Linked DNA regions of Homo sapiens: region 1 is linked to region 2. The links are chromatin contacts, found by Hi-C or POLR2A ChIA-PET in ENCODE. All regions are on one chromosome and are shown on one strand. The core of a region is the stretch at or near the end of the contact, and the rest is flanking DNA. Distances in the headings are between cores, read along the strand shown. Region 1 overlaps NTN1 (netrin 1). Region 2 overlaps NTN1 (netrin 1).

Region 1 (6,578 bases), core at 3,353-5,852, 65 kb before region 2:
GTTCTCTAGTGCTCACCACCTGTGGCCCTGGTCATGCCAGCTCCATGAGCCAAACAACCACACTCACCAGAACCCCTTTAACTGGCACCTGTAAAAGGCAGTGGCTTTTGACTGGCTGCCCCTCCATGTCTCTTTGGTTTCAGGTCACCCCTCAGTGGATACTTGAGTTTATCTTCTTTCCTAGTAGGATGTTACTACATAGGATTTTTTTTTTTAATTATCTAAAATTGACCAAACAACATAACTTTGGCTGGGCATGGTGGCTCACCCCTGTAATCCCAGCACTTTGAGAGGCTGAGGTGGGCAGATCATGAGGTCAGGAGTTCGAGACCAGCCTGGCCAACATGGTGAAACCCCGTCTCTACTAAAAATACAAAAATTAGCCAGGCGTAGTGGCACGTGCCTATAATCCCAGCTACTCAGGAAGCTGAGGCAGGAGAATTGCTTGAAACAGGAAGGTGGAGGTTGCAGTGAGCTGAGATTGTGCCACTGCACTACAGCCTGGGCGAAAGAGCAAAACTTCGTCTCAAACAAACAAACAAAAACATAACTTCTGTGGGAATGGCATGGTGGCCAACAGCACTCACAGACTCTGCGCCCAGGCAACCACGGCCGGGATCCCAGTGATGCTGCTTGCTAGGGCTCACCCATCTCTCTGTGCCTCAGTTTACTCCTCTGTAAAACAGGGGTCGGGGGGAGATGACAGTACCTAGCTCCATGGGTGGAAGAGATGATTAAATGGTTAATAATGTAGAGCATTTGAAACAGTGCCTAGCACAGAGCAAGCATCTTATGTATATAAATGTTGTCTCCTCCTTCCCTGAGCCAGAATCCATTTATCTTTTATTCTGGGTCTGGTCTAATCTTCTCTCGGGATAACAGTAATCTGATGGTGTGTTAATGACTTCACTGGTCATTTATCTAATGGCTAACCTGGGACAGCCTAACATCCCGCTTCATACCACCCTTTGAAACCAGTGCCTTGGTCAATTACTGGGCCTGTTTACCAGTGGCCTGGGCTGTCTGCACGGTCTCCAGTGATCCCCCCTCCTGTCAGTGGTCTCCTCTGTGGACCCCACAGCTCCCTTTCTCCTATACCAAGAGCACTGAAGCCTCCCTACCTGGGACTCAAGGAACCAGATCCTTCTAAGATGACTCCAAAAGGGGAGAGAGGGTCAGGCTGTGCAGCCAGAACTCGAAGCCATACACCCACAGCTAAAGGGCTGGAAGACGACAGACGACTTCCGCCATCCCCTCCAAAGGTTCCCAGTGAGGCGACAGGAAGACAAGCATGTCCCCCATTGCTGCCTATGCTCCAGTGCCTTGTCTCCAGGACACTCACCCCAGCCCCAGACAAATCAGACTCACTTCACCCTTGGACTCTGACCCAAAGCACTTGACTTTTTTGTTTTTATTTTTTAATTGTGGCAAAATATATATAAGATTTAGCACTCTTTTTTTTTTTTTTTGAGATGGAGTTTTACTCTTATTGCCCAGGCTGGAGTCCAATGGTGTGATCTCAGCTCACTGCAACCTCCACCTCCCAGGTTCAAGCAATTCTCCTGCCTCAGCCTCCCAAGTAGCTGGGATTATAGGCATGCACCACCACATCCAGCTAATTTTGTACTTTTAGTAGAGATGGGGTTTCACCATGTTGGTAAGGCTGGTCTCGAATTCCTGACCTCAGGTGATCTGTCCACCTTGGCCTCCCATAGTGCCGGGATTACAGGCGTGAGCCACTGCACCCAGCCAGATTTAGCATTTTTAAGTGTACAATTCAATGGCATTAAGTCTGTTCACAACATTGTACAACTCATCACCACTATCAAGTTCCAGGACGTTTTCATCACCCAAAAAGGAAAACCTGTACCTATTAAACAGCCGCTGCCCGGCCCCTAGCAACCTCTAATCTGCTTTCTGTCTCTGGATTTGCTTTTGCCGGACATTTCAGATAAATGGAATCATATGATATGCAGCCTTTGGGTCTGGCTTCTTTCAATCAGCATGATGTTTTCAAGGTTCTTCTGTGTTGTAGCACATGTCAGAACTTCATTTCTTTTTTTTTTTGAGATGTGGTCTTAATCTGTCACCCAGGCTTGAGTACAGTGGTGCAATCACGGCTCACTGCAGCCTCAACCTCCTGGGCTCAGGTTACCCTCCCACCTCAGCCTCCTGAGTAGCTGGGACTACAGGTGTGCATCACCATGCCTGGCTAATGTTTTTTTTTTTTTTTTTTTTTTTTTGGAGAGATGAGGTTTCACTATTTTGCACAGGCTGGTCTCAAACTCAAACTCCTGGGCTCAAGCAATCCATCCACCTCAGCCTCCCGAGGTGGTTGGATTATGGGCGTGAGCCACCGCACCTGGCCATTCATTTCTTCTTATGGCTAAATAATAGTCCCTGTATAGATATGCCACATTCTGTGTATCTGTTCATCCGATGATAGACAGGTGAGCTGTTTCCACCTTTTGGCTATCATGAAGTGAAGCTCTTGACCTTTAACTGGTTTCTAGTTCTTACCTCTCTGCTTGGTTCAGGCTCTACCATGAGCTGCTGGAAGGCTGTGACAAGCCCACCATGCAGTTGCCTCAGTTGCTCCCTGCCTCGGGCAGTCCAACTTGTGACTTCCCAAGGTCTTCAAAAGCCCAATCAAGCTGACTCTCCACGCCTGTCCTCACGCCAGCAACTCCCACCCCAATCCCGCCTTTCTGGATGGAGAAGCTGGCTCAACCTCTCATTATACCATGGCATTTGTATTTTTCATGTCAATGTATTGTTTTTTTAATCAAGAACTTTGAACAGTCCCTCCACTGAGTCACAGGCTTTACTGAGATCATCCCATTTAATCCTCACAACAGCCCTAGTGGCAGGGTTGCGATTACCCCATTTCACAAATGAAGAATCCGAGAGAGGGATCAAGTAGCCCTCAGGTGCCCATTTTAGTGCCCTTTTCTCCCTCTTCTCCCTCCCCACAACCCCTCGCTAATGCCGCATTCAAGTCCCATCAACTCATTTTCCTGTATTCACCCAACCTATTCCCTATCTTGGCAAACAAAAGCCTAAACAAGAGAATAATCCATGCTTATCCAGGCTGCAGGTCTACATAAACCCAACTTCCTTCCGTGAAAAAGTGGAGGTGCCGAGAGGCCACCGGAAGTGACTTCTCTAAGGTCAACCCCCACCCCCACCACACAGGCCTGGTAGCACCTGAGTGTGGAGCTTCTCGGAGAGGTTCAGCTGCCGGGCTCTGTGGAGTTTTCCTTTCAGACTACCATCAAGGTAATGTGCAAGGGTGCCCTTGGCAGCCACTCCCACCCCAGGCTGGGGCTGCTGGGGCAGTTAGCCAAAGGTACCAGGTAAGGCCCCGATGGGGTGAGTGCCTCGTGAAGACAGAGTTAGGAGAGAGGACCCGGGATCCCTGTTGGGAGGTGGAGGGAGCCCAGAAGTTGGCTGGCTCCATGCTCCTGTAACCCCAGAGCCCTGGGTCCAGCTTCCACGCAAAGGCAGCTGTGATCCCTCAAACCAAGGAGGCCATCAAAGGCAGCCTTTCTTGCCTCTGGACCTCTTTGCTCTGTTTCTGCTGGAAGGCCCATGGGCAGTGGTGAGGTGGAATCAGCTGCCAAGGGCTCTGAGGGCCAGTCATGCACCTCTCCCAACTTCACATTCAATGACATCTCATTGGGTAGCCAGAAACCAGCCAGGGAGGGAGTATTGACACCAAGGGAAGTGGCAGATGCTACACATTGGCCCCACCTCCTGCCCCAGGCAGTTGCTAAATACTTACCAGCACCTCCGCCCACAGGCCTCTGCCTGGGATGTGGGAGAAGTGGATCCTCAGGGGCGGACCGAGAACAAGCAGGTGCCTCTGAAGAGGAAACCCCAGCAGGAGGAGCTCACTCCTGCCACAGCCAGCCAGGGAGGGAAGGGCCTGTGGAGCACTGGGTCCACCCCTTCATTCTTCCAGAAGGCAGAAAGGAGACGCCATTGCATTGTCCAAGTCCTCAGAGTCAGTGCAGGGCAAACCCCAGGTCTCCTGGCTCCATACCAGACTCCTCCCACCAAACCAAATGGCCACCACAAAACCAAACAAACAATTTGCAAATCAAGAACTCCCCTTGAGTTGATAGGTGGGGAAGGGGTGGTACAGGGAGAGAAGGCAGGTGTCTTTTTTCCTTGAGTGCTGAGGTCTCTACAACCAACAAGTAGGTGAGTGCCAGGGGAGCCTTGGGTACCATGCCCTTTTTGAGTGGGTGGTCCCTCTCTCCTTTCCTCCCTGTTTCCCTCCTGGCCTACCCGGCCCCAGACCCCCACAGACACTACGTTCCTCACCTCCCTGCCCCATGACGGCTTACCAGCTAGCTTTGTGAGCAGGTAAAGAACATTCCCTGAGTGAGCTGGCCCTTCAAGGGGATGAGTTCAGGGGAAGGTTATGTCCATCAGCTTTCAGAACAAATTCTCAGCTTATTAATTCTCCTCTGGTACGCAGGCAAAAGTAAACAAGCTTTTCTCAGGCAGCCTGGCACAGAGGCCTCCCCTATTCAAACACGGCAAGAGTGGACAGGTTTGAGAGCGCTGAGCTCCCGGGCCCCGCTTCCCAGGGGGCCCTCCTGGCCTCCTGCCTGCAATGTCTCAGACGCTGAGACAAGGCATACCCAGCCTCCCTGTGGTAGGAGGCCCCACGGTCCAGCACTTGTGTCCCAGAGATGGCTCCGGTTCTCTGGGGAGAGCATCAGACACCCTGGGCATCCGAGGACCCCCAGAGTAGGGCAGCGCAGGTCTGGTCAAAGCTACAAACATTGCTACAGGCTTCCAACCTGCTCACTCAGCCTCTCTCTGAGGAAGATATTTTATAAGGGTGTTTATTTACTGCTCGCTTCGGTTTAAACCATGCTTTTAAAGGTTCAGAATGAGGAAAGGAAATAAACAGTAACAAAATCAAAAGCAGTCCGAAAAGTTAAACAACTCAAAGAAGACATTTCAAAAAAGGAGGCTGCCAGTGTTTATAAGCGGCTGCTCCGGAATCTTTTGTCTGGCGGAGCCAAGAACCTCGGAAGTTTTATACCAGCTTCTTGTAGCCTATGTAGAAACCTCATGAGATCCCTCCCCTCCACATTTTTCCCCATTTGCCCATTTCTGACTTGGAAGGGGAAAAATTCAAAATCAAGGGTTTGTGGGTTTGTGAGAAACTCAAAGTCAAGCTACAAGGACTAGAGAAATGGGGGGAGTGAGAGACAAAGACGGAGATGGAGAGATAGATCATTGAGGTCTGTCTTGCCCTTGCATGAGCTGTCACACAGCCCCTGCTCGGAAGCCTCAGCCCCCCGCGGTGTGCACAGCCTTAAAATCTTGTCCAGGTGAGTCTCAGTTAGGCAAGGACAAATGTCACATCAAAGAGAGCAAGAATCGAAGTTTCATTTAAGTGTCTTCTACCTTCAAAACTGCTCTCCCCTAGAGCTGAAGTAATTTAGGATGTTCCTTTGAATTGTGCTGTGACAGAGAGAGCTTCCTCATCTCCCACCTTAGCTCTGTCATCCAGTCTCCCTGTCATGCTGCTTCCTTCAATCCCTTCTCTTCGCCATTTCCCCTGCATGGGGCTCAACCAAAAGTCCCTAAAGGCTCTGCAAACAACGCAAGACTCAACTGTCTTTGGCTTTCCCAGAGCTGCCTCTGGCACTCCCTGAAACGCATTTCTGTCCTTTCCTGTTTGCTGGCTGTGGACCATGCCTGTGCAAGTGCCGAATCTGTCTTCCCTCAAGTTTCCAGCGCACTGCCAATACTCTCCAAAATCCAGTCTGTATCCTAAAATATTCAGGGGGCCACATGGGTTTGCAAGCTCCCCCATCCCTCGCTACAGTCCTTTCTGGGGGAGGCAAAGAGTCCCCAGCACCAGCATGAATGTCCATGCTGGGGTGCCCCACTGTCACTTTCTGCCCTCTTCTACCCCAAGTACCAGTACACAAAAGTCCTGTGTGATCCCAGGACCAGGACTCTGGGTGCAGGCCTGAGATGCTCTCAGCAGGGCATCTGGCAGGGCTCGGTACACTCTGAGTGCCGACAGCCAGAGCTATGCAACATTTCTTGTGCCAAGGACTGGTGAAGCCTGTGGACCCTTCCTCAGACAAACATTTCCCCATGCTAAAATAAAATATACAGGTCTACAAAGGAAATTAATAATACTGAAATGCTGCTGCCCAAATATCTTTAAAGACCCAGATTGATGGTATGGTTACGTTACGCGAGTGCTTCTTTATTAATGATTATAAATCAGGATCTAGCAGCAGGTCTAGTAACTTCTGTCGTTTTGAGAAGCAATAACCAGCATGAACGATATTTATGATATCTGCACCAGCTAGAATGTGATGTGTAAACCGCTGTGACTTCCGCCAGTGACCACGGTGCAGGCTTGGCCGCATGCTGCGGTCTGCGGCCTCTCTTTGCCATGGAGGAAATGCTAAATTTTTAGTTAGAGGCGAATGAAAATGAAGATGTGATTCTCCCCCACGCCCAGCTCCTGGGCCCCCTGCATTCTGCTTGTGCGACCCTGTGCCCAAGCCTCCTTCTGTATCCCCAGCATCTGG
Region 2 (5,884 bases), core at 1,446-3,945:
TGTAAGGAGTTCATCTTTTTGGAAAACTTATTAACGCCCCCATAGGTGATTCACAAAATATAAACTTGTGAAAAATGTTCAACCTGTCTTGTTAATTATCAAAGACAAATCAATGAAAACAATCAAATATCACTTTTTGTCTTCCAAGTTGGCCAACAGGTTTTTTTAGAGTAATTAATATGCAATATACCTGAGGAAACAAAGAAAAAAAATTCACACTCTATAAACTGGTATGACTTGGGGGAGAGCAAGATACAAACGCGTCAAAAGTCTTAAACATGTGCTTATTCCTTGAAGATGTACAGTTGCACATCTAGGAATTTATCTGAAGGGGACACTGAGAATGGCACAAAGATCAACTTAAAAGAGCACTCAGCCCAACAAAGCTTAGAGTGGAAAAAACCTGAAAAACAGCAAAATGTCCAAATTTAAATGCCTGATTAACGGAGTCATGGTACACCCACAAAATGCAATACAAATACTATGCAACCATGCAAAACTACAAAGCCGACTATTTAATAAAGTGGAAAGATGGAAACAATGTATTAAGTAAAAAGAAGTATGACTGCATATAGTGGAAACATACGCAAATAGAAAAAGGTCCACCAGGCAACAGACACACCACAGGGTATTAACATCGTCACTCTGGCTGGTGGGATAAACTGTTACTTGCGTTTTCTTCTTTTTGTCCTAATCTATATCTTATAATTTTTCTACACCAAATAGATATTGCCTTTGCCACATGAAAAATACAATAAGAACATAGTTTAAGCAGAAACAAAAGCACAAGATGAGGGGCTGGGCGATGCCTAACAACCCAACCACTGCTTGGTGTTTAATGCTTCCCGAGACCCACCCCTCCACTAGGTCAAACTTCACAGCACCCCTTTAATCTGGTTAAGAGGAGCACTGGGAAATAAAGACATTGCCCCAATCCCAAAGCCTCTCATTCAAGTCACCATTTGCTAGTTATGAACCAAACTGTAGAGGATTCTAGAGTTTAGGGGAGTGTTGCTGCTTTCAAAAAATGTAACTCAGAGGGCTGGGTGTGGTGGCTCACGCCTGTAATCCCAGCACTTTGGGAGGCCGAGGCGGGCGGATCATGAGGTCAGGAGATCGAGACCATCCTGGCTAACACGGTGAAACCCCGTCTTTAAACATACAAAAAATTAGCTGGGTGTGGTGGCGGGCACCTGTAGTCCCAGCTACTTGGGAGGCTGAGGCAGGAGAATGGCGTGAACCCGGGAAGCGGAGCTTGCAGTGAGCCGAGATTGCGCCACTGCACTCCAGCCTGGGCGACAGAACGAGACTCCGTCTCAAAAAAAAAAAAAAAAATGTAACTCAGAAACGAACTCCCTAGAACCCCAAATGCGTACAGAGAAAGATAATATCCCCTCTGCACTGACCAGATCATATTCCAGCTCTCCTGTATCAAGAAGGGCACTGGCAGATTGGAGGGTATTGGGGGAGGTGGCTGAGATAACAAGAGGTCTGAAAAGGTGACAGGAGGACTGATTTGAGGAAGTAGGTGTGGGATTGCCTGGGGAAGAAAAGGACGTGTGTGGGGAGGCTCTTTTTTGTAAGTGGGAGGGCAGCTGTGGCATCCAAGGAGTCAGTTCAACTCCACTCAGGGACAAACATGTTACTGACCAGAGCTGCCACCCCTGGGCTGGGGCCTTAGTGCAGCTGACCAGCTGACCCGGTGGGGTACCCTCCAGGCCACATTCCTATGGAGTAGGGTACGGATGGCTGCATGGCTCACAGGCACAAAAAATGTGGGGAGAGGCAGCGGGGCCTCTGCAGAGAGCATGTGAGTGAGCGCCAGTGATCACAGTGCCAGAATAACAATAATCCTACGTATGCACAGAACTGCCAAGAGGTCACAGAGAGAAAAGGAGCACCGGGGGTGAGTGGGAAAAATCACCGGGGAAGCACGCATTGGGCAGGCACGGATGAACAGAGAAGATGGGGGAGGAGAGCAAAAATAGGATGAGGTGCAATTGCCAGATATTATACTGTGGAAGGAAAAATCAGCTACCCCCGCACATCAAGGAGAGGGAGCGGCCGGGGACGTGCTGGTTCATGGGGAAAAGAAGTGAAAGTCACAAGGAACTTGAACCTGAATGTACACGGCCTCTAGGAAAAGAAGGAGAAAACTATCCTTTGGGAGGAAATGGGAGTTTCATCCCCAGTGAGGGGTTTCATGAACAAGCGGCTGCAGGGATTTTTAATGATGACATCCAGCTCTCCCCCCGACAGGGCCATCCGCTTCCTTCTTTTTCCTCGCACCACACAGTCCTGTATTGAGACAGGGGAAGCCCTCCATCCTGGTCCCACCACTTGGGATAATGTTCACCCTGAGGCTTAATCCTTGCGGTCCCTGATGGTTTTCTGTCTCCAGAAGAGCCAAAAATGTACCTGAAATGCTGAGGTCAAATCAGAGCTGAGTTCAATCACCAAGAACTGAAGTGACTCTTGTGAAAACCTGAGTATTTTTAAGCAAAAAGAAAATGGAAAGGAGACCTTAATATGAAGTCGAATGGCCACCTGGGTAGCAAGCAGCTTCCTGCTGTACAAAAACAACATGGGGGTAATGTAAGCCCCAGACCATGTCGCTATGACGCTGGGAAGGGGCTGGGGGGACTCCCTGGGACCCCCACCAACTCTGCCCACATCAACCCACACTACCACCAGCAGCCTCTTGGGGGCGCTTGCAGATGAACAGAATCCAGATACTAAGCAGCACTGAAGTCATCACCAAAGGCAGCCAGATGTAGGCAGCAGGTGCACCCCACCATAGGGACTTGGGGGAAATCAAATCAGAAGGGGTCAGGTGGGAATATGACCTGTGTGGGGGAGAAACCATCGCAGTCTCTCCCCAAGTAGGGGACTATTTGAAGAAAACTAAAGAAAATGTGAAGTCACCATGTTCCCTCACGCTTGGACATTTATGCAGGGCCCCCAAAATCCTTAACGTGGGGGAGAGAAGCCCAATGTGCCAAGTCTTGGGTACTCTCCCTAATAGTAAGTTGCACAGCATTTCCCATGGGCAAGGCACTCCTTCCAGGCACTTTTTTTTTTTTTTTTTTGAGACGGAGTCTCGCTCTGTCACCCAGGCTGGAGTGCAGTGGCATGATCTCGGCTCACTGCAAGCTCTGCCTCCCGGGTTCATGCCATTCTCCTGCCTTAGCCTCCTGAGTAACTGGGACTACAGGCGCCCGCCACCATGCCCAGCTAATTTTTTTAAAAATATTTTTAATAGAGATGGGGTTTCACCATGTTAGCTAGGATGGTCTCGAACTCCTGACCTCGTGATCCACCCGCCTCGGTCTCCCAAAGTGCTGGGATTACAGGTGTGAGCCACCACGCCCGGCCAGATAAGCACTTCTAAGAACTAACTTGTCAATTAAAACTGGGCAAAACATCTGTATAGTTACATCTCAAAAGAACGTATACAAATAGCCAGGAAGCCTGTGAAAAGATGCTCAACATCATTAGCCATCAGGGAAATGCAAACCAAAACCACAATGAGCACCACATCACACTCAGTAGGACGGCTAAAATAAAAAAAGGCCAGGCCAGGCACAGCGGCTCATGCCTTTAATCCCAATACTTTAGGAGACCAGAGCAGAAAGATTGCTTGAGGCCAGGAGTTCGAGACCAGCCTGGGCAATATAGTGAGACTGTCTCTACAAAAAAATTTAAAACCTAGCCAGGTGTGGTGTAGCATGCTTATAGTCTGAACTACTTGAGAGGCTGAAGCAGGAGGATCATTTACGCCCAGGAGTTTGAGGCTGCAGTGAGCCATGACTGCACCACTGCACTCCAGTCTGGGTGACAGAGACCTTGTTTCTAATAAATAAATAAATAAATAAATAAATAAATAAGCCAGGCACGGTGGCTCACGCCTGTAATCCCAGCACTTTGGGAGGCCGAGGCAGGTGGATCACCTGAGGTCAGGAGTTCAAGACCAGCCTGGCCAACATGGTGAAACTCTGTCTCTACTTAAAATACAAAAATTAGCTGGGAGTGGTGGTGTGTGCCTGTAATCCCAGCTACTCAGGAGGCTGAGGCAGGAGAATTGCTTGAACCCGGGAGGCAGAGGTTGCAGTGAGCCGAGATCGCACCATTGCACTCCAGCCTGAGGAACAAGAGTGAGGCTTTGTCTGAAAAATAAATAAATAAATAAATAAATAATACATTTTTAAAAAGACAAATAATAACAAGTGTTGGCAAGGATGTGGAGAAACCAGAACCCGCATACATTGCTGGTGGGAACATAAGATGGTTACAGCCACTTTGAAAAACAGTCCAGCAGTTCCTCAGAAAGTTAAACAAAGTTATGTAGGACCTGGCTATTCCACTTCTAGGCATATACCCAAGAGAAATGAAAACACATGTCCACACACAAATACTCATAGCAAGTATTATTCTCAATGGCAAAGAAATGGAAACAACTAAAATGTCCCTTATCCAGTGAATGAATACACAAAATGCAATATATCTCTACAATGGAATATTACTCAGCAATGAAAAGGAATAAAGTACTGATACATGCTACAACCTTGAGACTGGATAGACCTAGAGAGTATTATGTCACGGGAAAGAAGCCACACATAAAAGGTCACATATTATATGATTTCATTTCTATGAAATGCCTAAAATAGGCAAATCCAGGCAGACCGAAAGTAGAGCGGTGGTTGTTCAGCACTGGAAAGGGGGTGGGTGGGAGGAAATGGGGACTGAGTGCTGATGGGTATGGGTTTTATTTTGGGGTCCTAAAATCTATTATGGTGATGGTTGTACAACTCTGAATATACTGAAAACCACTGAACCGGTTTTTGTTTCTGTTTTTGTTTTTTAGACAGAGTTTTGCCCTTGTTGTCCAGGCTGGAGTGCAATGGCGCCATCTCAGCTCACTGCAAACTCCTGGGTTCAAGTGATTCTCCTGCCTCAGCCTCCCGGATAGCTGGGACTACAGGTGCGCACCACCACGCCCGGTTAATTTTTTGTATTTTTAGTAGAGACAGGGTTTTACCATGGCCAGGCTGGTCTTGAACTCCTGACCTCAGTTGATCCACCCACCTCGGCCTCACAGAGTGCTGGGATTACAGGCGTGAGCCACCGCGCCCGGCCTGAACTGTATATTTTAAATGGGGGAATTATGAGGCATGTGGATTATATCTCAATAAAGCTGTTAAAAACACACACACTTAATCCTCACATTGCTTGGAGGTAGACACTGACATTATACCCCTTTTACAGGTGACGAAACTGAGGCACAGAGGGAGTCAGTAGCATGCCCAAGGTCACACATACCTGGAAAATGGGAGAGCCTGGATTTGAGGCCACGTGGCATGGCCCCATGAGCTACGCTCTTGAGCGTTTCTAGAAATTGCTTGCAGCCCTGAGATAGGGCACCTGTCCCTTTTCACTTCCAACATGAGGGGGACAAAAAGGTGGCAGATGGTACCTCTCAGCCCTTTCCAACAGGCAGAGACTCTTTTTCCTACTGTGGAATCTGTCCTCCACCCACCAGTTGGGTGGTGGAGGCAGGGGATGACACGCCGTGCACATGGAAGCTTGTTTTTTTTTTTTTTTTGGTTTTTTTGTTTGTTTGTTTGTTTTTTGAGATGGAGTCTTGCCCTGTCTCCCAGGCTGGAGTGCAATGGCACAATCTCACCTCACTGCAACCTCCGCCTCCCGAGTTCAAGTGATTCTCCTGCCTCAGCCTCCCAAGTAGCTGGGACTACAGGTGTGCACCACCACACCTGGCTAATTTTCGTATTTTTAGTAGAGACGGGGTTTCACCATATTGACCAGGCTGGTCTCGAACTCCTGACCTTGTGATCCACCCTCCTCGGCCTCCCAAACTACTGCGTGA

What was found. Hi-C counts contacts between places; a loop is a spot of excess contacts on that map. ChIA-PET counts read pairs that join two places held with the same protein, here RNA polymerase II (POLR2A). Pooled maps may share reads with other maps.
Region 1: a loop to region 2 is called in a map of left cardiac atrium, with 4 times the contacts of the local background. The contact joins two enhancer-like sites. A Hi-C loop is called at or near these places in 4 of 168 maps with a recorded cell type or tissue (body of pancreas, left cardiac atrium, left lung and 1 more) and 1 of 50 pooled maps. POLR2A ChIA-PET finds 5 or more read pairs at or near these places in 3 of 52 experiments (A549, WTC11 and activated CD4-positive, alpha-beta T cell).

The regions. Positions count from the first base shown.
Region 1 is chr17:9,183,320-9,189,897 of GRCh38, reverse strand. The region is part of intron 5 of NTN1 (netrin 1); the gene reads right to left. Among named protein-coding and RNA genes, the nearest start is that of NTN1, 170 kb to the right of the region's middle. RefSeq lists an enhancer at 6,575-6,578. Within about 2 kb of position 4,602, at least 2 of the 41 ENCODE cell types and tissues checked have a DNase peak (open chromatin) inside an H3K27ac peak, as active enhancers do.
Region 2 is chr17:9,117,490-9,123,373 of GRCh38, reverse strand. The region is part of intron 2 of NTN1 (netrin 1); the gene reads right to left. Among named protein-coding and RNA genes, the nearest start is that of NTN1, 99 kb to the right of the region's middle. Within about 2 kb of position 2,695, at least 2 of the 41 ENCODE cell types and tissues checked have a DNase peak (open chromatin) inside an H3K27ac peak, as active enhancers do.